3 separate regions of the Homo sapiens genome follow, and regions 2 and 3 are each linked to region 1. The links are chromatin loops, found by intact Hi-C in ENCODE. Cell type or tissue: HCT116. All regions are shown on one strand. Region 1 overlaps PRKG1 (protein kinase cGMP-dependent 1). Region 2 overlaps PRKG1 (protein kinase cGMP-dependent 1). Region 3 has its middle 72 kb from the start of PRKG1.

What was found. A loop is a pair of places that touch in the nucleus more often than their neighbours do. Peaks named below come from ENCODE experiments on the same cell type or tissue, not always from the same donor. Only the 100,000 strongest peaks of a DNase experiment are listed, where the experiment ranks them.
Region 2: a loop joins it to region 1, with 5 times the contacts of the local background. A loop is called at or near these places in 20 of 110 quality-filtered maps.
Region 3: a loop joins it to region 1, with 10 times the contacts of the local background. A loop is called at or near these places in 77 of 110 quality-filtered maps.

The regions. Positions count from the first base shown.
Region 1 is chr10:52,211,902-52,219,901 of GRCh38, forward strand. All of the region lies in intron 9 of PRKG1 (protein kinase cGMP-dependent 1), which reads left to right. The region is part of intron 1 of LOC124902425 (a long non-coding RNA gene); the gene reads right to left. Among named protein-coding and RNA genes, the nearest start is that of PRKG1-AS1, 98 kb to the right of the region's middle. RefSeq lists an enhancer at 1,439-1,940 and a silencer at 1,568-1,862. In HCT116, a CTCF peak has its summit at 4,054 (motif pointing left); a DNase peak (open chromatin) is centred at 4,020.
Region 2 is chr10:51,385,326-51,393,325 of GRCh38, forward strand. The region is part of intron 2 of PRKG1 (protein kinase cGMP-dependent 1); the gene reads left to right. Among named protein-coding and RNA genes, the nearest start is that of MIR605, 90 kb to the left of the region's middle. In HCT116, a CTCF peak has its summit at 4,198 (motif pointing right); a DNase peak (open chromatin) is centred at 4,216.
Region 3 is chr10:50,998,706-51,006,705 of GRCh38, forward strand. It overlaps a transcript of PRKG1 not described here. Among named protein-coding and RNA genes, the nearest start is that of PRKG1, 72 kb to the right of the region's middle. In HCT116, a CTCF peak has its summit at 3,056 (motif pointing right); no DNase peak of the experiment used is centred here; H3K27me3 peaks cover 746 bases.

The DNA.
Region 1 (8,000 bases):
TATAAATCTTATATTTCTAAAGTTACATGAATTCAATACCACTTACCTGAACATTGGTAGTGTGTTTTAATGCAAATTAACTTTTTTATTAGGTGTTAAAACATTTTTATTACTGTTGTTAAAAGAAAAACTTTAGACAAATTTAACAGAATTTAATTGAGCCAAGAAAGACTTGCAAATCGGGCACCCCCCAGAACTAGAATAAATTCAGAGCAACTCTGGGGCTGCCACATGGTCGGATAACATTTATGGACTGAAAAAGGAAAATGAAGTACAAAAAAACAGTAGTGAGGTACAGAAACAGCTGGATTGGTTACAGCTCAGCATCTGCTTTAGTCAGAGAAGGTTTGAGCAATCGGCCACCAGTGATTGGCCTAAGCGCTCTGACTGATAGAAAAGTAGGTTACAGTCTGTTTACACCTCATTAGGTTACAGTTCACTGTATGGAGAAACCTTTAGGGTGAACTTAAAATAGGAAAGGAGGCAGCTTTAGGCTAACCTTAATTTAACACTGGTAATTCACTTGCCTCCTAAACTGTTAATGTAACTACCATCACAAACTTTAACACCTCCAAGAAGAGAATTTTTCTTCCCTGTTCCTTGATTTTTTAAAAAAGAGAGAATTAAAAAGATAACATATACTTTCTCATCTCATATACTGTAGCTTTTCTATCTTTTCATCCATATGGCTGTTGGGGGGAGAGGGGTGGTGTAGGGGAGAGAGAGAGAGAGAGATTAAAAAAAAAGAGAAATACTAGTTACAAGGCAGAATTATCTTTCTGATTGCATGAAACCCATAGATCATTTTCTCTCCAACAGAAATCTTTTCAGTAACCTCAATCCACGTTTTGGCTTCATTTTTTATTATGCTTTAACTGGATTATGGAATAAAACCAAGTTTCGATTTGGTTTCTGTTAGATATTGTTTTTCGCAAAGGGATTGTAGCTTTTTCCTATTAAAAAGTCAAATTTACCTTCAGTGAAAACACTAAAAGAAAATTGAACAGGAATTTCAACATAGAGTGATTTTGTCATAACAAGTTAGATATACATGGGAAAGTTCAGCAACTCTCAAAGTGCTTTATATCAGTGGTCCTGATAACCACTGCGTACATGAATGTTTACACACTAAGAAATTGACTTTTGCACTTAAAGCAAATAAACTTTCAAGTAGTTATATATTAATTCGGCTCTGAATATAAGTCAGTCACTATGTTATGACACAAAGAAATAGAAGTTTAGTCCTGGCCTTAAAACTTAAAAGTATAATAAAAAAAATAAAAATAAAAATAAAACTCTTACAAAACAGGAAAAAATGAAAAAAAGAAGTTCAGTTGACTTTTGATAGCTTTACAAACTGAGTTGGCAACAAATGTGTTCAAATGTGAAGAAAATCAGGAAACATCTCACCTGAATCTGTTTGGTAAAAAATTTGTTATGGGTTTATTTAAGACTCGTCATGGAAACGTCATACCTTATTTATGACACTATGTCCTAACATGCAGACTCAATGCAAATCTTAGCTTCTTTTTAGTGAAGCTCAAGGAAAAAGTCTTGGTGACCAACATAAGGAAGAGTCCATTTTAACATAGCAGCAATGCATTCATGAAATCCTAGCTGGAACCAGTTCAGACAGGGACATAGGATGTGCTTTGTTGCTCATTAGGGAAAAAAGAGCCATTTATCTCACTGGACTTGTGGGGATTGGGAGCAGGAAGCTGGGTTCAACTAAGTAGCTTAGTAGAGCCATCCGGCTTCCAGGAATGGGATAGTCACTACAGAGATGGAGCAGGACTCTGACTCAGCAGTGGGAGAGACTGGAAGAGAGGCAGTGGCTACTGTGAAAGAACACACCAACCACAGAGCAGAGACAAATCCTTTAGGTAGCTGTCTTTTGAAATTCACTTTGTATTCTACCTCTATGTAAATGTAAATGTTAAGTGCCTCCATTATAAATAACTTATAAATAATACTAACGTAACACATCCTTGATATTTACAAATAACACTGCCTAGAAATCTTAAAAGGAAAACCAAACATACATTTAATACATCTACAAGAAATACCTTTTTAGAAAATAAAATGTATATGTTTCAAAATTTGATGAGCATTTACGATGTGGAATAAGCCTACTTTTTTCACAGTCTGGCAAATGGGAGAGTCCTCATTTACAGATCCCATCCAATATGTCAGCCATTCTCCTGGGTTATTAAGACACTGAGATGAATATACACCCTCCCCAAACTCTAGGATCCCCTACTCTACAAAGGAGTGTGAATACATAAGTATCCAACTTGCTGACACCCAAAAGTGCAACAGTAGCATAGAGGAAGTAAGGGTTCTGCTTGGAAGAAAAGAAAGTAATAAGATTTCAGATTACCCACCAGGATATAACTTGGGTGCACATCTCTCACTGTTCTCATTTAGCCCAAAATCCACAGCAGCATGAAAATATGCAAACAGAGAACAGTATGCTGGTGTCATTTAGATGCACAAACTTTGATATCACACATACAGTGACATCTAAGGAATCATCACCGCACTAACATTCAATTTCCTTACCTATAAGATGGAGGTCATAGATAAACACATCTCAGACTTTGGAGCGAGATTGAGAGTATGTATGTATAGCACTTTGTGTAGTAGCTAGCATGCAGTAAGTACAATTACTCTTGGAAATTATTTTTATTTTCTAAAGAAATAGTAGCTATGGCTTCACAAACAAACCATTTAAGGATTCTTTAATAGCCCTATGAGACTAGAGCATGAAGTTTGAAAGGAGTGGCTGTGAAGAAAGAGGCCAGATAAAGATTACACAGCGAAGTTCCATTAATGCCCCCCAAAGGAATTCCAACTTGATACAAATGTAATGAGGAAAGCCCAGCTAACATGACTATGTGCTTTGGAAAGTTAAATCTAGAGACAATAGGAAGAAGATATGGAGCAGGTAACCAATCAGGAGGCCTTTCACTGAGGGAACAGTTTCTGCTATGAAAGCAGTAGGCCGGTTTTATAATTTGTGGGTCATTTTGAATATTGTCACGGTTATTTATTATGTAACTTTAATATGCATTTTAAGAGTTTCTGCAATAATTCACATGATTTTTTATGTTAAAATAATGATAAAAGTTTTTTCAAAAAAAAAAAAAAATGCCAGCATGAAGATGCCATTTTGGAGAGATGTATTATTCTAAATACAAAGTCTATTTTGGGCCAGGCATGGTGGCTCATGCCTGTAATCCCTACACTTTGGGAGGTGGAGGCAGGCAGATCACCTGAGGTCAGGAGTTTGAGACCAGCCTGGCCAATGTGGTGAAACCCCATCTCTACTAAAATACAAAAATTAGCCGGGCATGGTGGTGGGCACCTGTAATCCCAGCTACTTGGGAGGCTGAGGCAGGTGAATTTCTTGAACCTGGAAGGTGGAGGTTGCAGTGAGTCAAGATCAGGCCATTGCACTCCAGCCTGGGCGACAAGAGCAAAACTCCATCTCAAAAAAAAAAAAAAAAAGTATATTTTGAAGCTGACTTGCTATAAGCATTCTATGCTATAAAGCGAGATATACAGGCATTTAGATAGTTAAAGCAACAAGAAAATAAAAGTATTTTCTTTTGTGCATCTCAGGTCAGTGTACTTTTCAATATCACCTCAATATTTTCTCTTTTCCCCATGGGAAGATGTCTGAATACACTTTGGTGGTATTCATACATTCATACATGTTTCAAAGTGAAACAATTTCCTTGTGAAAATTTCAAATCATGAATTTGGATGGATAACTTTAAAATATGAAAGGTGAAAGGAATGAAAATATATTAATATACATTTTTATAATAGTAATGTTAGAAACATAACTTTTGGTTTTGATCTCATTCAGAATATAACTGACAAGAGGTAGATGATAAGGTAGATATTTACTAGTTGTGCTCTAAAAGTGAAAATGTCATATCTAATTGAATATCTTAAGCATAGATTATGTTTCACATGAAGAACAAAACCACAAAGGCCTAACTTGAAGGCAAACATTGTACTTTTGTGCCCTCCAGTGGCCATCTGGAGAATATACTCATCCTCATAGAATTGTTCAAGAAACATAAAGTGGCTAAGGAGACAATGGCAAAGGAAACAAGCAAACTGTACACCCAGAGACCCTGAGGCTATTACTTTCTCATAAATTTACTGAAGTAAGAAGAGAGCTAGCAGACTTGGGAGATTCTTCAGACTGCTTCCAAGAATGCAAAGGAGCTATTGGTTTGGACTACAGATGGTTCTTTTGATCATTCTTGAATATACTCTTCTTAGACACTTCTTAAACAAGGATTGCCAAGCACAGCATGGAAGCTTAAATTTTCATTTCAATCAAAAAAATTATGCATGGAACACAAGTGACACTAAGCTTCTCACTCTGGGAGAGGTATCACTTCAGTCAACAGGCTCCTGGGCTGGGGATCTTTTGGGAAACCAGCAGATAGCTACCGGAATGCCAGGGAAATAATTGCACATGGATTTTGCAAGAGACTCAAAATCAAATCACACTGGCAGAGCAAAGAGTTTTGACAATAAGACTTTAATTGAATAGTCAGAGTTAGATGGAACATCCAAAATAGAAAAATACCTGTTTATTAAAATGGACATTACCTATTTTCTCATCTTTACCTTTTAGTATTAGCTTAGCCCCAGAATTAGATGCAGTTAATACAGCCAGGTCTGCAGAGCATTGTAGATAGATTTTGATTCCTATTTTAAATGTGGCTGGAATTTCTGATGCCATTTCTTGCATGGTCCTAGAGGGAATAGAGCCTTTGGTTTTTATACAGTCATAGGTTTTGGTGCGGTTTTTTAAGATCAGTTTGTTATCTTTTTCTGAGAATTAAATGGATCAAAATGTCTCTAAATTTTAAAAATAAGTTTTGTTTAAACCCAGTGACTGCTTAACTATTTGCATAATACTTCTGAAAACTTTTTAGTTTTTCACAAATGGAAGCTTTCTTTTACTAGGCAGACAATTCTGTTTAATAAGTGAGTTCAGCTCCTGCACCACCGTGAATTTAATAGCCTGGAGATCCTGTTTCACTTTCTGAGAGAACAGATCCTATAAATTGCATTCTATGTGCCATTCCACTTCCTGTCTGATGGTGATGCGGAAAAACAGCTGTTGTGTGGGAACTGTTCAGAGCTGTGTTTCTCAAACCACAGGTCATGGAAGGGTGGTTAAGTAGGCCCTGTTTCCCTTTCTTCCAAAATAGCACCCAAGGCTCTTCTGACCTTGCCTCCTTCCACCTCTTAGTTGTAAGCCTACTAAGGAGTAAGTTTATCCTACTTCCTTTTGTTGTGTTTATTTTTAATTGGGGAGGAATAAGTACATATCCTGGGAGAGGCTAGAGTTATCCTGAGAGATGTGCGGGGTAAATATACATATACACACACACGTACACATTTATATATCTATCTATCTATATATATATATACACATATACACACACACACACTTATATATGTATAAGTAGAGTTCTCTCTTTTTTAGATTAGTGTCAAATGAATCTCATAGTCTAGGAACTAAAGCAAACCACATCACTCTAATTTTAGTACACCCTACCGTCAAACAATATTTTCACCCTGTCTTCAAATGGTACATAGAGAGATTTAGATTTAATTATTCAATATGGAATAATAGAAACTACAAGCAAGCATTAACCCAGGTTTACAGTTACTCAAATAGCAAGGATTAAACAATATACAATGGGTTGACAAATGTGCTGTCTCCTACTGGATAGGAGACAATGGAAACAAGTTTCATTGGTGGCTTGGGCAACTGATGCAAATGTACTAGCTGGGAGATAAATCAGACCTCAGCCCTGTTGGTAGTATAGACATCATCACAAAGGATATTTTAATAATGACACTGTGGCTAGCCTTTCTTTTCCTTCCTCCGTTACTCTCTACTTATAATTTGCATAATAAATGAAACTCCTATTTTATCTCTCATTCCAATGGCTTCTCTTAGGAAATTAATGGTTTAGAAAAATAGCTTACAGCTGGGAGCCGTGGCTCACACCTGTAATCTCAGCACTTTGGGAGGCCGAGGCAGGTGGTTCACAAGGTCAGGAGTTCAAGACCAGCCTGACCAACATGGTGAAACCCTGTCTCTACTAAAAATACAAAAATTAGCTGGGCGTGGTGGCACACGTCTGTAATCCCAGCTACTCAGGAGGCTGAGGCAGGAAAATCACCTGAACCTGGGAGGCAGAGGTTACAGTGAGCCTAGATCACCCACTGCACGCTAGCCTGGGTGACAAAGCGAGACTCCATCTCAAAAAAAAAAAAAAAAGAAAAATAGGTTACAGTTTTTTTTTTGGTTTTGGGGGAGTGGGTAAAAACAGAATGAACTAAGGCGTCTTAACAGCTGACATCCATCAAAGGGGCTGCTCTTTTGCCTGGCATTGAGGTAGCAAGCACAAGGCCATATAGAGAGACAGAATCCAAGAAATTCTCATAAAAAGCAATTAGATGACAACAGAAGGGACAAGCAGAAATTATTAAATGTTTTTAGGCTTCTGGTTAAAAAAGATATTTTAAAACCTTATCAAGTATGACCCAATTTCTTTTTGATTCAACATAAACTTACCCAACTGTATGAATAGTCGCAATACAAAATTTTGGTTCACAACAGCCAAGGCAGTATTCTCCAACCTGAATAGAAGTCTTAACTTCTAAACAATTTAGACTTTTAAAAATTATATAAATTCTACACTCATTACTTTAGAAAATTGTGTTGCAAAAATCAGTGTTTATTCTGGATTCTTAAATTAAAAATTTATAGGGATTAGGATACTTTTTCAAGGTAAATTTCCCTTTTGATACCTTCAAAGTGTTTGATGAGCAAAAGAGCCATTAATGTTTTCAGGGCCTCCCATGAAATGAAATTAGTGTTTATGAGTCTTATCTTCATTAATTAATATTTTAAACTAAACTGTTTAACCATAATATAATGTTAATAATTTTTCTGAAACAAAATATAAGAGAATATTATGACCAGTTTCTGTGTTGAACCAAAGCTAAATTCAACAGTAGTTAGATAAGCTGAAGATAAAAGGCAAATGATAGCATATTTATTTAAAAATGAAACACAATTTAAAAAGGAAAAACAAAGAAAGAAGTACATTCCCTTGTGGGACTTTTTTGTTTTCATGGTGAGCACTTCTGTAAGGAATACTTTTTTCCTATGTTCACACTAGATGTAAGTGGGTCATAAAACATTTACGTACTAGGATGAATAGATTTTGAGCTGGGAGGCTTTAATTAGTCATGTGCAACTATTTACAAGCTTATGAGAATTAGAAAAGTCATAGGAAAATAAAATAAAGAAATTAGCTGAAAAGAATGACAATAATTTAGCTAATTAGAAAATGTAATTATAGTGTATTTTCCTTCAGATTACAAACTCTCTGCATAAGAGTCCAGTAATCCTTTGAGTCTAAGATGCCTTCACTGATAATCTAGAATAGGATCAGGCAGAACCAATGAGGTAGGATATAAATATTAATAACAAACAATCCCAACATCTCACTTTGCATATTCATTTATTATTCTCCTCCAATAAGCTTTTATCCATGGTTGCTAACAAACTACTAAACCGACTGATTTTTTCTCAGTGCCTAATAACAAACAACAAAGTGCCTCAAGTAAACTGTTGGAAAGAAGGAGATGTAGTTGGGAAGAAATTAAATAACCCCCATACTGGCTAACAATGTGTTGAATAACTAACAATTAGCTGACAATCACTCATCCTCTTGTTATTTATTGTTAATCACCCAAGTGAATTTACATATAAATACTGAGGGCAAAATAATAATTCCTTCTTACCCTTTTTGCTACCAAACACTGGGCATATTTATAATTATCCTGCCAAGAGCAAACTATGCCATAGGCCTTTAAATATTGCAAATGAAAGAGGTGGGGAGAAAAAATAAACATACATTTCTCATTTATTTTTCTAAAGTAAT
Region 2 (8,000 bases), 830 kb before region 1:
CAAGTGAAAATAAACAGCAGAACCTGAGATCTCTAAATAATGGTTGATAATGCATACGTTAAGGACAATATATCAAATAAGTAATTCATTTATCTATTTTTTAAATGCAAGCAATTTTTTAACCCAATCCATTAAGTGAATGCTGTTTACCCACAGTAGCCCATTCCATTCCTGTGATGGACCAAATGTGTTCTTAGCCTTTCCCTGGGTCAGGTTAACAGAGGGCACATGTGAATATGCTTATCATTCTAAGCCCTCATCATCTTCAGAATCAGACCCTGTGATGGACTCCTACATTGGCCTTGGTTTTCTGAATCGAAGCCCTCATTCATGGGATTGGCCCCAAACAAACCAGTCCTTAAATCAGGGACCATTCACAGTGCCCCCATGGGGTTTTTAGCCACCCAGACTCTGAAATAGTAACCTGATGGTTTAAAATCAGAAAGTCTCTTTATTTCTTCTACTATATTTCTTTGAACTGAAAAGGAGTAGAGGCCAAAAAGAAGCCACAGGGATTATCTCCTAGTTTTCTTTTTCCTCTCTCACATTTCTCCCTTCTATTCTACTAATAGGTGTCTATCAAGAGGATATATACAAAAGAGGTTGCACTGAACTTTAATAATCTCCAAAATCTTCACCTTCAAGAGTAGAAAGAATCATGAGTTAAATTTCTCATTGGTTTAGAGTGTAAAAATGTATTCTTACTGATAATAAAAGTTAAATTTACTAAAAAGCAGTATAGATGCCTTGTGTTCTTGAAAATTATATGGTGTAAGTTGCATACACATTAGACCTCCTTTTCCAAGAGAATGTTTCCTCTTGTTCCATTATTCAGATGTTTCAGTCTTTCAGATCCCATGGTGAACTGAGAGCAATAAAATATTGTCTACAATATTTTTGTTCTAGGAAAATCAGGGACTTGCATTAATATGAGTGTGACTGTTTCTATAGCAGTCATGTATTACTCAGGGTTCTTTAAAGAAACGTTAAGGAATTGGCTCACACAATTATGGAAGCTGAAAATTCCTAAGATCTGCAGTTGGCAAACTGGAGACCCAGGACTAGTGATGGTGTAATTGAGTCTGAGTCCAAAGGCCTGAGAAGTAGGAGAGCTGATGATCTAAGTTCTAGTCCAGAAACCAATGAGCTAGAGGCCCAAGAACAGTGCATGCTTCATTCCAAGTACAAAGGCTGGAAAAGACTAATGTCCCAGCTTAAGCAGTCAAGCAGGAGGAATTTCCTCTTACTCGGCCTTTTTGTGCCGTTCAGGTATTTAATTGATTGGATCAAGTCCACCCACATTCAAGAGAGAAATCTGCTCTACTCAGCCTACCAATTCCAATGTTAATCTTATCCAGAAACACCCTCAGAGACACACCCAAAAAATGTTTGATCAATTGTCTAGGCATCCCATGGCCCAGTCAAGTTGACACATAAAATTAATCATCACAGCACTCTTGTATTCTTATAATAAATCATTTAAGGGAAATCAGTAAGAACCACAAAGTCTTTGTGTTGGAGATAAAAATGGTTACCTGCTTTGGAATATTCATGTTCATTGCTTATCAATTCACCTCTTTCTTAAGACCTCATAAGAAAAGAAAAAACTGTTGGGATTTACAAATAGAATTTTATAAATTGTAATCATAAAGAGGAGTGTCCTCACCCACCAAGCTATTGATACTAGTATATTTAAAAAATAATACATATTGGTCAATGTGACTTTTACAACAGGCCTATGGAGGTACTTATATAGTTTTAATTATTTTACGAATGAAGAACTGAAGGTGAGAGCAGCCAATCATCTGGCACAAGGTCCCATACAGAACTAATAAGTGGCTGAACAAGAAATGAACTGTCTACAGGACAAGCAGCCCCATAAATGTGGGAACTGTGTAGTTCCACAGGGCCCGTGGTCAAGGGGGTCTGCACTTGGTTTAATGTTCTGCAGTGGTCCTCTTGAAATGTTATATATTTTATATATATACATATAAATAAAAATAAGTTTAAATATGTAAATATTATATATAAATATATGAAATTTAAATAAACTTAATATATATATTTAAAGAAGGGGCCCTGCATTTTCATTTTCCACTGGGCACTACAAATTATGTAGCCAGTCATTTTTCTTTGGCTATAAAGTCCTTGCAGTCCATCACACCTCTTTTTAGAGATGAATTCTCCCAGCAGGAATAGTTACTACCTGTTTATTGCCAACCCAATGATGAACCCTTGCTGTTTTCTGCCTGTTTCACTTAGGAAGGCTTGGTACCTGAATTGATATTGAAACATTCATATGACAAATATTCGAAAGGCCAGCTTTTAGCTTTCTGGCTGGTTAAGTGCCACATAGCAGGACACAAAATTATTTCATGTAGTTTGCTAACTCCCTTTAGTTGTTATTTCTTTTAAACATATTAAGTTGTATTTTCATTTCTACACATGGAGTCATTTCCCTTCTCCTCCATTATGTTCTAATATATTTCATTCTATTTGGACTTATCTAAGTTGCACTGGTTTTCTAAAAGTGACTGCTGCTACTGATATATTTTATTATTAATAATAAACATTTAATGTTGGGCATATGGTATGAAGTCATTTTTAAAATTAAATCCAGTTTTTTACTATCTAAATTAAGAATGTCAGCTTTGAAGTTAGTGGGTTGACTGACAATGATATTTTTGTTTTTTCATTTATTTCTTAAAGTGTTTAACATTTAATGTTCTAATTTAAGAGTTGAAGAAATGATGTGGTATATTTTTGAAACTTACTTTTATCAAACCCTAAAATACATTTTTGTTTCAAGCCATATATAAGACCGTTACTATGAGTTGGTGTTTTGAATTGGGACACTTTCTTTTCATTAGTAATGTATATTCCCCCTTTTATTTTAAAGTGTTCCCTATAGCCATCACATATTGCCACAGTTTGGGGGCATATGTGAAGACATCTGATCTGACTCTCTTACTTCTGAGGTAAAGAAACCGAGTCCAGTGAGACTAGCTCAAATAGTGACAGATCAAAGATCAGATGCAAACCCCCTGAATTTAAGTCCAGGACTCTTTTATTACACCACACAAATCTCTTTTGATGCCTAAAATCACTAAGATTTCTTTTTAAATTTTCTGTCCATGATAAATATTTATATAGTCTTGAGCCTCAAGTTAAAGTTTAGCTTACCAAAGGCCCTATGAATATGAGAATCAGAAATCTGGAGGGAAATATTAGCTTTTCAGTAAAAGGGCAACAGTGTTTTTGAAATGTTCAATGTCATGTGAGGAAAAAAAAATTCTGTCTTTCCAATTAAATTCTCCTAACACTCAACGATGCCTCTAGATTGTTTTGGTAACTTTATAATTCTATAACATATTTTATAAAAACAAATTGTCTAGGAAAGTTGTCAGTAAACTCATGTCAAAGTAAGTACACTGTGAAAATAATGTAGTTGACTCTGTACTGTAATAAGGAATACCAACCAGCAAGGTGGTCTGGTTAAAAGGAAGTTTTTTTCTCACCAGCGTTCTAGTTTTTTGGTTGCTAGTGGAAAATAACAGAAATACATTTGCAATAAAGACAAATTATGAATTCTGTGCAACTGACAGCAGATCTAATGAGGGTCCTTTGAAACATGGTAATTGATTCCAAGTTGCTATTGTATTAATACAAAAATAGGTTTCTTCTTAAATCTGTCTATCTAGGTAATGCTTCAGGGATGCAATATAATTGTACTGACCAGGCGTATAACTTGTGATAGCCAATTACAGGATTTTTGTAGGAAAAGTTGCCTCTGATGTAGTTTGGAAACAAGAGTTCTGATTAAACATTCCTTAAGAAACGAGTACAAATCTTTTTAAAAGATATCTTGTTTTTCCTCTTTCTTATGACCAATTTTCATAACTTTTACAGCTTTGCTTCCGTTATGCAAGTGGCCTTTTAATCTTATGCAAAGACATTACTCTTAGAGAAATAACTTTTTTATTCCTTATCCTGGTGCCCCATGCCACAGAATAAAAGCGGTCAGTCCTGGTTAGGAAAAGAACCCCACAGATAGAAAACCTAAAAATAATATTCAAACACCGATCATTCTTTTACACTCCTCACAGTACTAGAATTACTTAACTAAATTTCATCTCTATTGATCACCCCTAACATGCCGCCACAGCTGTACAGTTTCCTTGGTATTGCCTGTCAGCCACTAGGGGGCATCCTGGGGCAGGCAGACAGCTCTAGGTTTGCACTTTCACCCTTCTACTTGGTGGGTGTCCCATCAAGTCCTTGGCCAACTTAGTTAAGCTCCCTTATTCTCAGTAACTTCTTTTTAAAAATTGAGATAATAATACTAGATTAGCTTATAAGTTATTTTCCATATATAGAGAAATAATAATGCTGGATTAGCTCACAAATTACTTCCCATATACAGATGGATTATTGAGTAATACATAAAATGATAAGGGAACAAGAACATCTTGGAACTAAGAAATGTCACTTTCAGTGACTTTTCTGCCAGCAGCCCAATCGGACAGCTGTATTCCATCTTAGATAGGGAGATGGAGGGCTCCCAGAAGGTTGCTTTGACTCTTTCAAATTCTTGAAATTCCCATCTGTGGAAAAGTATGTTTATGGACCCAAATGAATTTCAGTCCACTGGCCATATGCAAAATCTGGCAGAATGTCATCCCTCCCTAATTGCTTGATTCTAGCTAGAGCCAATGTGCTTGGTAAGCAGGAATGTTTGTGGTCGAGGCATTCAGTTGAATAAGCTGAATTAAAATGTTTCAAAACTCCATACACACTTCAGTTGATAGTACAGCATTTAAGGCAGAATCATGTGGAACACATCCAAAGTGCAAAACTCTGTGGGAATTCCACCAAGCCACATACCATGGCTTTATATCTGAAATGACTAACTGGAATCACTGGGTGAGGCTCTTGGCAGTGTCCATTTATGGCCCATAAAGTTGGCTTCAACTTTACAGACAGGTTCATATTCCTGGAAACTGCAGGCTGCTAAATACATTGATATACACATTCATGACATGCGTATATTCATAGGCACTTTGAAACTTGTTTCAAGGTGACAATCAATATGTTTACATACAATTCAACTTCAGGTTATAAAATTATCATTAAGCAATATGTTCATGGGAAAGAATTTTGGAGAAAACTTAGTCTTGACTCCCTAGGATAGCTTTGAAGATAACACGAGTTCATGTGTACCTATAAATATCATTGCAACACTGCATAATACTTAGTCTATCAACAATTTTCTTTTTCCTTTATTATTACATTAGTATACCTAAAGTCCATGGTGGTATTTACTTTCTTAAGGTGAGGTTAAGGCTTCTTCCTTATAACAACAGGTAACACCAACTGAAGTACTCTAGTAGAGGGACTCACATTTATTCAGGAGTTGCCATTTGCTAGGCAGTAAGCATTGATTATTACCACGTATAATTTTGCCTCGAGGGAACATTTGGCAATATCTAGAGACATTTTCATTGTCATTACTGTTACCTACAGGGTAGAGGCCATGGATGGTGCTAAACATCCAACAATGCACAGGAAATCACTCCACAACAAAAAATTATCCAGTCCAAAACATCTATTATATAATCCTATGGTTGAAAAACCCTGCGCAAAGATAATTGGTTTTGATTTAGTCTTCGTAAACATCATTTGAGGTGGATTATGGTGTTATCCTCATTTCTCAGAGGCAGAAATTGTAGCACTGAGAGGGGGAGAGGCTGTCCAAGATTGTAGAACTTGTGGAGGAGTGCAAATTTGGCTTATTCTAGAACCTAGTTTCTTCATCCTTGCTCTCTAAGGGTAGAGTCCGAAACAGAACTCTTTTTTCTGCTTCCAGAACACATTGCTGCCTTCTTAGTTAATTACTAGAATGAATGATTATAAAACTTACCTCCTGCAGAGTGAGTGAGTTTTAAAAATTTGTTTAAAACAACAAAAGAATTCACATATTGTGTAACTTTGGATTTAGGGTACCATTGAAATTGATTTCCTTAGAGGTGTGCTAGAGGCAAAGTTTGCTAATCTGGTTGGTGGAAGAGTACTGGTGGAATCTTTCTTTAGGTTTCTCTCTATGTTTAAGTTCCTGCTTGCACCTGTGCTAGTCAATGTATTTGTTGAGGAAGATTTATGGTTCTATTCTTTTAGGAGAGAATATTCACACTTTGGCTTTGCCTTTTGAGGCTTACACATATTATCACTAAAGTACATTATCATTTTTCATCTGGTGGTAGGGAGGATTTTACCACCTTCTGAGTTAGGTGGAATGCTCTAGGCAGAGAAAGGATTAGGGCTCATCAGAGCCAATAGGGCCAACTTTGTTCCGTTGTTTTCCTGCCAAAAAGAAATAGGGGATAATAGAAACTCATCAGTTGCTATTTGCAAAACTGTTTAATTTCCCTGAATATTTTGTTCTCTTGTTGACATGAGCATTGACTGCTTTTTTGCCATAGTGGGATAATTTATTTTATACGAGGTGGTGTTTTCAACAACCACTATAGAATGTTCTGAATCACTGTGAACTCTATCTGGATAAAAATAAATGCTCTTATTTTCTCCAATGGATATTTTTCCTTGCCCATGAAAGTTATGACTGGTTCTGCTTATTCCTCAAACCGATTATATGAACTTCTGATAAATGTTTGAATAAAATGTAAGAAATATTGTAAATAAGCAAAAATCCCACAGAAATCAGAGGAAGTATGTTCTACCTCTGCTCTTCTAAGTCTGACCAACAGTTAAATAAATTCTTGGGTTCTATGAACAGAATTTTTACATGATGAATTTTTTTTTTTTTTAATTGATCATTCTTGGGTGTTTCTCGCAGAGGGGGATTTGGCAGGGTCATAGGACAATAATGGAGGGAGGGTCAGCAGATAAACAAGTGAACAAAGGTCTCTGGTTTTCCTAGGCAGAGGACCCTGCGGCCTTCCGCAGTGTTTGTGTCCCTGGGTACATGAGATTAGGGAGTGGTGATGACTCTTAAGGAGCATGCTGCCTTCAAGCATCTGTTTAACAAAGCACATCTTGCACCGCCCTTAATCCATTTAACCCTGAGTGGACACAGCACATGTTTCAGAGAGCACCGGGTTGGGGGTAAGGTCACAGATCCACAGGATCCCATGGCAGAAGAATTTTTCTTAGTACAGAACAAAATGAAAAGTCTCCCATGTCTACTTCTTTCTACACAGACACGGCAACCATCCGATTTCTCAATCTTTTCCCCACCTTTCCCCCCTTTCTATTCCACAAAACCGCCATTGTCATCATGGCGCGTTCTCAATGAGCTGTTGGGTACACCTCCCAGACGGGGTGGTGGCTGGGCAGAGGGGCTCCTCACTTCCCAGTAGGGGCGGCCGGGCAGAGGCGCCCCTCACCTCCCGGACGGGGCGGCTGGCCGGGCGGGGGGCTGACCACCCCCACCTCCCTCCCGGACGGGGCGGCTGGCCGGGCGGGGGGCTGACCCCCCACCTCCCTCCCAGACAGGGCGGCTGGCCGGGCTGGGGGCTGACCCCCCCACCTCCCTCCCAGACGGGGCGGCTGGCCGGGTGGGGGGCTGACCACCCCCACCTCCCTCCCGGACGGGGCGGCTGGCCGGGCTGAGGGCTGACCCCCCACCTCCCTCCCGGACAGGGTAGCTGCCGGGCAGAGACACTCCTCACTTCCCAGACGGGGTGGTTGCCGGGCGGAGGGGCTCCTCACTTCTCAGGCGGGGCGGCTGCCGGGCGGAGGGGCTCCTCACTTCTCAGACGGGGCGGTTGCCGGGCGGAGGGTCTCCTCACTTCTCAGACGGGGCGGCCGGGCAGAGACGCTCCTCACCTCCCAGACGGGGTCGCGGGGCCGGGCAGAGGCGCTCCTCACATCCCAGACAGGGCGGCGGGGCAGAGATGCTCCCCACATCTCAGACGATGGGCTGCTGGGCAGAGACGCTCCTCACTTCCCAGATGGGATGGCGGCCGGGAAGAGGCGCTCCT
Region 3 (8,000 bases), 1.2 Mb before region 1:
CCCCTGCACTCCAGCCTAGGCGACAAAATGACAGAGACTCCATCTCAAAAAACAAAATAACAACAACAACAAAACAAAGCTTTAAAATATTTGCACCCTGCAAAATGGATATATCCAGAAAATGTATGTCTTTTAAATAGATTTGTTTTATTATATAATGACTGGTAGTAGAAACTAATCTCCCTGTTTTACTTATTGCTGTTCTTAAATAACAGAGTTCGTTTTAAAAATGCTTAACTTTCTCTGCACTGCTCACTAAACATTATTGATGGATCACCAACTTTGGGGTATACTATGTTGATTTTATTTTAAACATTTTAAAATTGTTTCTTACATATGAATATGATAGAAACCCATACTACCTTAGAAAATTATGTAGTTTTAAATTCAATCAATATTAAGTTTATATTGACTCAAAAGTTTTAAAACACTGTAATTTTTCCTGTCCAGTGTGCTAGCCGCATCTTCAACCTTTTTCTAGTACATATTGATTTTATATATTCTTGGAAATTAGTCCTAAGCAGTTAATTTGTTATTCAAGGATTTGATTTGGATTGATTTTGTTATGTATTTGAACCCACTGATAGCACTTTCATGTGCAAGATGATAACATGACTGTGCTGATTTCATCTGAGTGTTTATTTATTAAGGCAAATCCAGGAAGATGACTACTGTAATCAGCTTGTTAGGATTTAGTTTGACTGTTTTATTTGTAATAGGTATATTGCAACTACACTTCTTCAATTATCCTCTCGGACTTATTCCTAATTCAGACTCTCCTTCCTTTTTAGTCCAATTTAGAGAGTACTTTAAAATGTGTTTTAAATTCTCAGATGTGTCTTTATTTGAGTACTCTGACCTCAAATGCTGGAAAAGTACTGGCAAAAACCTTATAGGGTTCTAAAAATAATTGTATGTTTGCCTCTTGCAAATATTTGTGGGTCTATTTATTCAACTATATGGTACTGTTATTGTCTAATAAGCAAATCTATAAGCCTTTGGGTAAATGTTAATATTTTTCTTGATGCTTCTCATTGCCCCCATAGTGCAGATAATACTAATTTCATGTATCACATGGTCACCAAGGTACTTGGCTACATATGCTAAAAATTTTCCAAATAGAAAATTATTTTGTATCTCAGGTTGTAAACCCTTGGGTAGAAACCAGGTCTGTTTACAGTAAAAATTCCAGCCAAGTAAAAACCTCAGCTTACCATACATTTCTCTTCCCACATGCTACTTTTCAGAGAAGAGGTAAGAGGAGCACTATCTAGAACGTATTAAAAAACAAATTTTAAAAATCCTGAAGCCTTCCCAAGAATAAAACCAGTTCACACTCCATTTGGTCTCCTCTCAGAGAAAAATATCACTCCAAAATACTCAATCCAATATCCTGTGCTTTACTCTGGCAGGTTTAACTGTGGTGCCATGACAATGGTGTGTATTTGATTAGTTGTAAGGTAGAAATGAGTAAATAATGGCTTAAAAATCAAAATTCATGAATAATTTGTTTCTTAAAAAATAAGATTGCGTGCACTCACAGGCACCTCCCGAGGGATAGCCATTTTCTTGCATTCCAGTTGGCTTTCTTGACTGGGAAGATTACAAATACATGGCAGGAAATTGCACATAATCCACAGACAGTCTTGTCTTTTCACAAGAGTATGTTGCACATGGGAATGTCATCTATCTTGTGAATCACTGCAGAAAAAAATGTTTGAGAGCCTCTGATCTGAGCTATGGTTCTGAAAATCAGAATCTTGACTCTGTGTCACTTAACGCTAATTATTTATAAGTAAATGTAAGATTCACTAGATTCTACTTAGCCAGCACCTGAATTTCATAACAATGGTTCCCAAAGTGTGATGTTTATATAATTGGTGGCACCAGGGATGCTTCTATGTGGTAGAGAAGTGAATTTATTTTATAGTTATAGATATTTTAATAAGTGTTGGGAGAAAACATACAACAATCACATCAAATCCATGCTGTGTAGCTATGTTGCTGAGGGTAAGGCTAAGTATTAAGAGTTCATAGATTTTTTTTTTTAAGAATGAGGTGTAAAAATACAGATTGTGCGTAATGTCAATAAGGGTACACAAGAAAGTTTTGGGAAAGATTGTTTTAAAGTCATTTTCAACAAGGAATGAAATGGATTGTTCTCCTGTTTGTGTTTTTGCTCCCCACTGCCCTGTTTGAAGAATTCTGGCCGAGTTCTCTCTGTATCTGTGTTTGAATGACTCCTTGCATGCTGTTTGTCAACTTCTTCATAGGAATTGCTGTGGGGACATAGAGTTAGATGGAGATGGTGGTTTTCATGAAATATATTCTTGCTTTGAGGATAAGTCATTCTGGTTAAAAATTGCTCACATTAATACATCATCAGAAAAACATTTGACTCTCATCCTCCTTCAGATTTATAAACTCTCTTGCCTTGAGACAGTGAGGTCCATGGCTGAAGAGGCCAGCCTAGAAATAATAAAGGATGCTGGGGCACCCACTTCCATCCAGTCTGGGTTCCCTGGGGAGCTCTCACTTCCCGTACTGTCTCCACAGCGAGGCCTCTCATTTCCTCCTCCAGGCTCCTTCTTGATTCCTGACAGTAGATGCCTGTGGCTGTGAAGAGCCATTCCATCATGTGGTATTTTATAGCAGAAATACATGGTGCTTCCCCCGACTCCTTTCTTTGTAAAGAAACAATTTGGAAAAAGTTTGGAAGGGAAAAATCTTTGATAGGATACACATTTATTTTCCCTTAATCTGTTCCCTTTCCTTGTAGAAAAAAAATTAGATTATTCCAAATTAAAACTATGTGTTTTTTGTATTAAATTATATTGTTAAAAGGAATGGCTTTGTTAAACGAGAAAAATATAAGGAGAAAAGAAGTATATTACATACAGGATGAGGAATTTGCAAACATCCACTTTTCTTTCTAGAGCATTGTTCAGGTCATCTCCCCTATGGCTTAAGAAAGGGAATCCTTAAGGTTTGAGTAGAAGTACCCTCCTAAATGTAGGAAAAACAACAAAAAAGAGGTGGTACGGTGGGGAGAAGATAGAGGGGGAGACATAGAGAGATTTCAACCATTACCACAAGATGGCAGCAGAAGTATAATATTTAACAATTGTGGGCTCCACTAGGAGTTTGAAATGGCTTTTAGTTGAATTTTAAAATATATTGTCAAATATATAACTTTCTCAATATCAGGATTTATAAGTTTGAAAAGTGTATTATCAAGTACATATGGTCTTACATTTTTTTCCAGTTAGTAGTGGTTTTGGGGAATATATTTAAAAAGCTAAATTTTCTTCTCGATGTTTGTCTTAAGGAATAGAGAAACAAAGAGTACAGTTTGCATGGAGAGTTCTTTGAACATTGACTCTGGGAAATTCCTAAAACCCCTATGAGGAAACCTCTGGACTTATATTTGGCTGAGAGGAGAAAACAGAGAAATAATGGAAAATTAATAGTAGTAAAAAAAAAAAAGTATGTGTGAGGAGACTAAAGGAATGGCTTCCTATTCACTCCCTTCTACCCCCATAACAAATTAAAAGAAAATTATTATAGGAAAAAATTAGATCAGTTATTAGATGAAACTCATAATAGGTTGCTTGATCTCCTTGATAATTCTGTGATTCTAGAATGTAATTAATTAAATCTTAATGTGGCCTATTGTAATCTGAGATTCCCATTATAAAAATATTTTAATAATCAAGTTAATATGATTATTTATTTACATGTATCTAAATATTTTTAAGAGAATAGCAAAGTGTTTTATGAGATACTCTACTCTGAATATAAACTGCCTCTCAAAAATTTTAGGGTAAAGAGTAGTCTGGCTTATACCACACAGGGTTACATTGTGGGTTGGGTCTAATGGGCTGTACATTTTTGGATCAATATTCCCTCAGAGAGTGCCATTCAGCCTTCCTGTAAAAGGCTATTTCATTCAGTCTGTGACCCCTTTCATGTGAAACCTCCCAGGGGCCTGGATGTGAAGCAGTCTTGCTACTGGCATCATTTGTGATTTAACGCTGAGGAGAAATGTACTTATTTTGGTCTGTCCCAGCAATCAAGGGTCAGTGGTAAAAGGAAGTTGTACTCTGGGTCAAAACAAGTCAGTTTTGGATTAATGCTATTCCTTGGCCTCTTTAATTGGTCTTTTTGCTCAGATACTGTGTTAGATCATACTTAGATAAACAGGCAAGAAGGGAACTTGAGAATTTAGAACAGTTCACATTTTCATGCCCTGTTTGACAATAAGATGCTTTTATAAAAAGTGTTTTGAAATTCTGTGATATATTTATTTGAGGTTATCAATGTATAGAAATGCTCTCTGGGACAGTAGTCAATATGTTTCCTAGGTTAGGAAAAAAACAATGTTACACTGTCTATGACTGCCAGAGAGAACCAAGGGTAGATTGAATGTTGGGTATGCTTTCTCGTGTCTGCAGGGCCAAAACAACAACAACAACAACAACAACAACAACAACAACAACAACAACAGAACACCTAGCCTGCATTGGACATAGTGAAGCAAGCAATAGACAGTAATATCTTTTATTTTCTCTGATCTTTCTAGTTTGTTATCTAGGCCAAGACAAATTCCCGAAGTATAGCAGCAGGGTTTGAAGCATGCTACATTGAAATCCCCCGGTTACCCAGACTCACCATCTGACTCCAGGGCATCACGAGAGGTGTCCACACAAAAGGAGACAGGCTGTGGAATCTCTGGGCTTCTTGATATTAGAGCAATTAGAAAAAGAAGAAAAAGTTTCTGTTTTGTGGTACCAAATCCCCATTTGCCATGTTAAAAGTCCGGACATGCTTTTGTGATACTTATGAGCATACGCTAAATCTCAGACTTGCTGACTTTAATCTCTTCTTAGCCTATGTCTGCTTCCTTGATTGTTTTAATTGCAAAAACAATGTGTGCTGGTTGTCAGATAATAAAAACATAAACATTTTATTTTCTCCTCCCAATCTTTCTACTTGTCTTCCAGCAGATACCCAATGTTAAACTTTCCGTATGTTTCCGTAAATCTTTATATGTAGAGAGAGAACTCACCTGCTTATTTGGAGGGTTTTATTTTTTCACCCGAAATAAAATAATTCCATAACACTCCTCAGTAACCTGCTCTTTTTGCTTAATAATAGTACCTAGGCTTCTTTCCAGATCAGTCCATATTGGTCTTTCTAATAGCTATGGAATAGTAATTCCATAGTATTCATGTACCTCAGCTTATTGATACTGATATTTTGGCAAGTTTTTTGCAAGCATTCAATGCTGCAATTGATATTGTACACATTTTCTCATATGTTATTTATGTATTTATTTATAGGATTAATTCCAAACAGTGAGAGTCCTAGGTCAAAAAAACTATTAATATTTGACTTTTTTAGTTTATGTGATTATACATACACTTCCTATATGAGATAAATGATCTATAAACTTTTCTATTAAAAAATGTATACTGGCCGGGCACGGTGGCTCATGCCTATAATACCAGCACTTTGGGAGGCCAAAGTGGGCAGATCACCTGAGGCTGGGAGTTCGAGACCAGCTTCACCAACATGGAGAAACCCCGTCTCTACTAAAAATACAAAGTTATCCGGACGTGGTGGTGCCTGTAATCCTAGCTATTGGACAGGCTGAGGCAGGAGAAGTGCTTGAACCTGGGAGGTGGAGGTTACAGTGAGCCAAGATTGTGCCATTGCACTCCAGCCTGGGCAACAAGAGAGAAACTCTGTCTCAAAATCAGAACAAAACAAAACAAAAACAAAAAACAAAACAAAAAACTGTGGGCTGGCAGCATAAACAAAATTAATTTTCTACATTAAAGACAGACAGAATTAAAAAAAATCAAATGTGCAAACTTAGTGGAAACGTGGAAGGTTCTTTTTTTTATACTTGAGTTACATTCATGAGAATGCTCTTTTCGGAATGATGTTTACATGCCCTTTTACTTTTCAGGTTTATAAAGTCCATATTGTGCACTTGGTTTGATGTTTGTGGGTGTGTGCCTGTGTGTGTGTTTAAGCTGAAAAAAAAAATTAATTGCTACAGTGTAATTTTGAAAATAAGGAAAATAAGGATAAAACTGTATCTATTGCTCTTAAATAAAATAACCACAAGTCCTTCTCTAAGAATCATAATGATTTGTTTTTCTTTTCATCAAAATAAATTTTTGATATTCTAGCTCCCACTTGGGAAAATAACAAATTCCAAGTCTCTCAGCTACTTTTTTTTCAAAAGGCTAGTAGGGAGATTTGGACATATATGGTATTGGAACCACTCAGTGGAGATTTCCTTTTATAGGATGGCAACCTCGGTAGAGATTTCATTTCATTATTTTTTTCTTGGTCATTGTAGTGATATTGGACTAGATTTACTGAACGATATCTTTGCAAACATTTATTTGGATCAGAATTCAATCATATTAAGGGTATTCAATCGTGTGATTGGAGCCAAAAGGTAAAATCATTTTGGGGGAGGAGGAAGGATAACCTTAGAAATTTCAGCCTACTCTTGTGCAGGAGTAACAGGGTAGGTTGTGATAATTAAAAAAAAATAAAATAAAATGATCCCGGGAATCACAGATTTAAAAGTTTTAGAGCTTTTGAAAAATTTAGTTTTGGTAGTAAGTTTATAGTGCCTCTTGCTTTGAAAGGATTTTAGAAGATATCTTTGTTCGTCTCCTTTGATGGACAAAACAAAAATGACAAATCAAGCAAATATCAAGAAGTTCAGAAAGACTGATATTCCAGTGACATGGTAAGCTGGACATTTGTAAATTGGAACAATAGGACAAAAGGAAATGAGATGGTTTAGGTATTATTACCATATTAATAACATAAAGTGTCTTTTTATGATCTGGTTTGCAGATCACAAAATGTGTTGTCACTCAGGTTAACACCCCAACCAACTCTAGAATGAATTTCTTAGCAGAGCCGCTTTTGAAGGCCGAGTTTAAACGAAACACTGTGATGAATTGTCCATAAGGCAGGAACCCTGAGGGGACCAGCTATTTCAGGCTCAGGGAAAGACACTGGAATTGCTGGAAGAGCTGCTCAGAGTGCTAGAATGTCTGAGTGGGCAGGGATCATTGACAGTTGTGCATATTTTTCCAGGCTGGGTGCCTTATTTCACAAAAGCCTTTCTCTCCCCTCCTCTCATTGTCTATTCGTTGTTCAGTTCTCAGGAATAATGAGGGGATAACTTTTCATATCTGGTGGAGTTGCAGATGTAGAGATATGGGTTAGGGGCTGTTTGTAGATATTCTAACGGTGCAGTTGACCTCAGTTTCAAACTCTGAAGGCTGGAGGGGGAGGTGTGCTTCCACTGAACTTTCTCTGTATGTGCCCATCTCCCCATGTCAGTGTTAAGCCTTTGTGTAGCCCCAGTGCCTGTTTGCAGCTTAGAGACTGGTTTTACTGTATTTGAGCTTTTTCATGTGGACTAATACTATTTCAGATTTTATTTCTCCCAAGGCAGTTGGATCTATCAGTCAATCAGCTAATATGTGGGAAGACATATGAACTATTTTGGAGATCCAAAGACACTTTGTGTCCGTACTAACCTGACGTTATCATGCAAAAATACACACAAAACCACAGCCTCTTCAATTATTAAAAACCTCTCAAGGTTGTTGAGAGGATTAAATGAGCTCATGCATGTAATAGATTTAGTTTATTGCCTTATAGAATGTAGTCATTCAATAAATGTTAGCTCTCATTGTTATCATTTATTGATTCTGACTTCATTCACCAAATATATAAGAACTTTTAACCCTGTGACAGGAATGGGCCCATGTGTATTCTTCCCATATTTCTAACTCTATACTTGGATCTAATTTTGCTCATTGAAATAGCTCTGACCCTATTTTCGGAGTAATTTCCTGAATCACAGATGGTACTCTGACATAGGTCATATTTAGGACTTATTTTCCTTTCTTTCTTTTCCATCCATGGTGTTGTCTCAGTTTTCTTTCCATGCATTT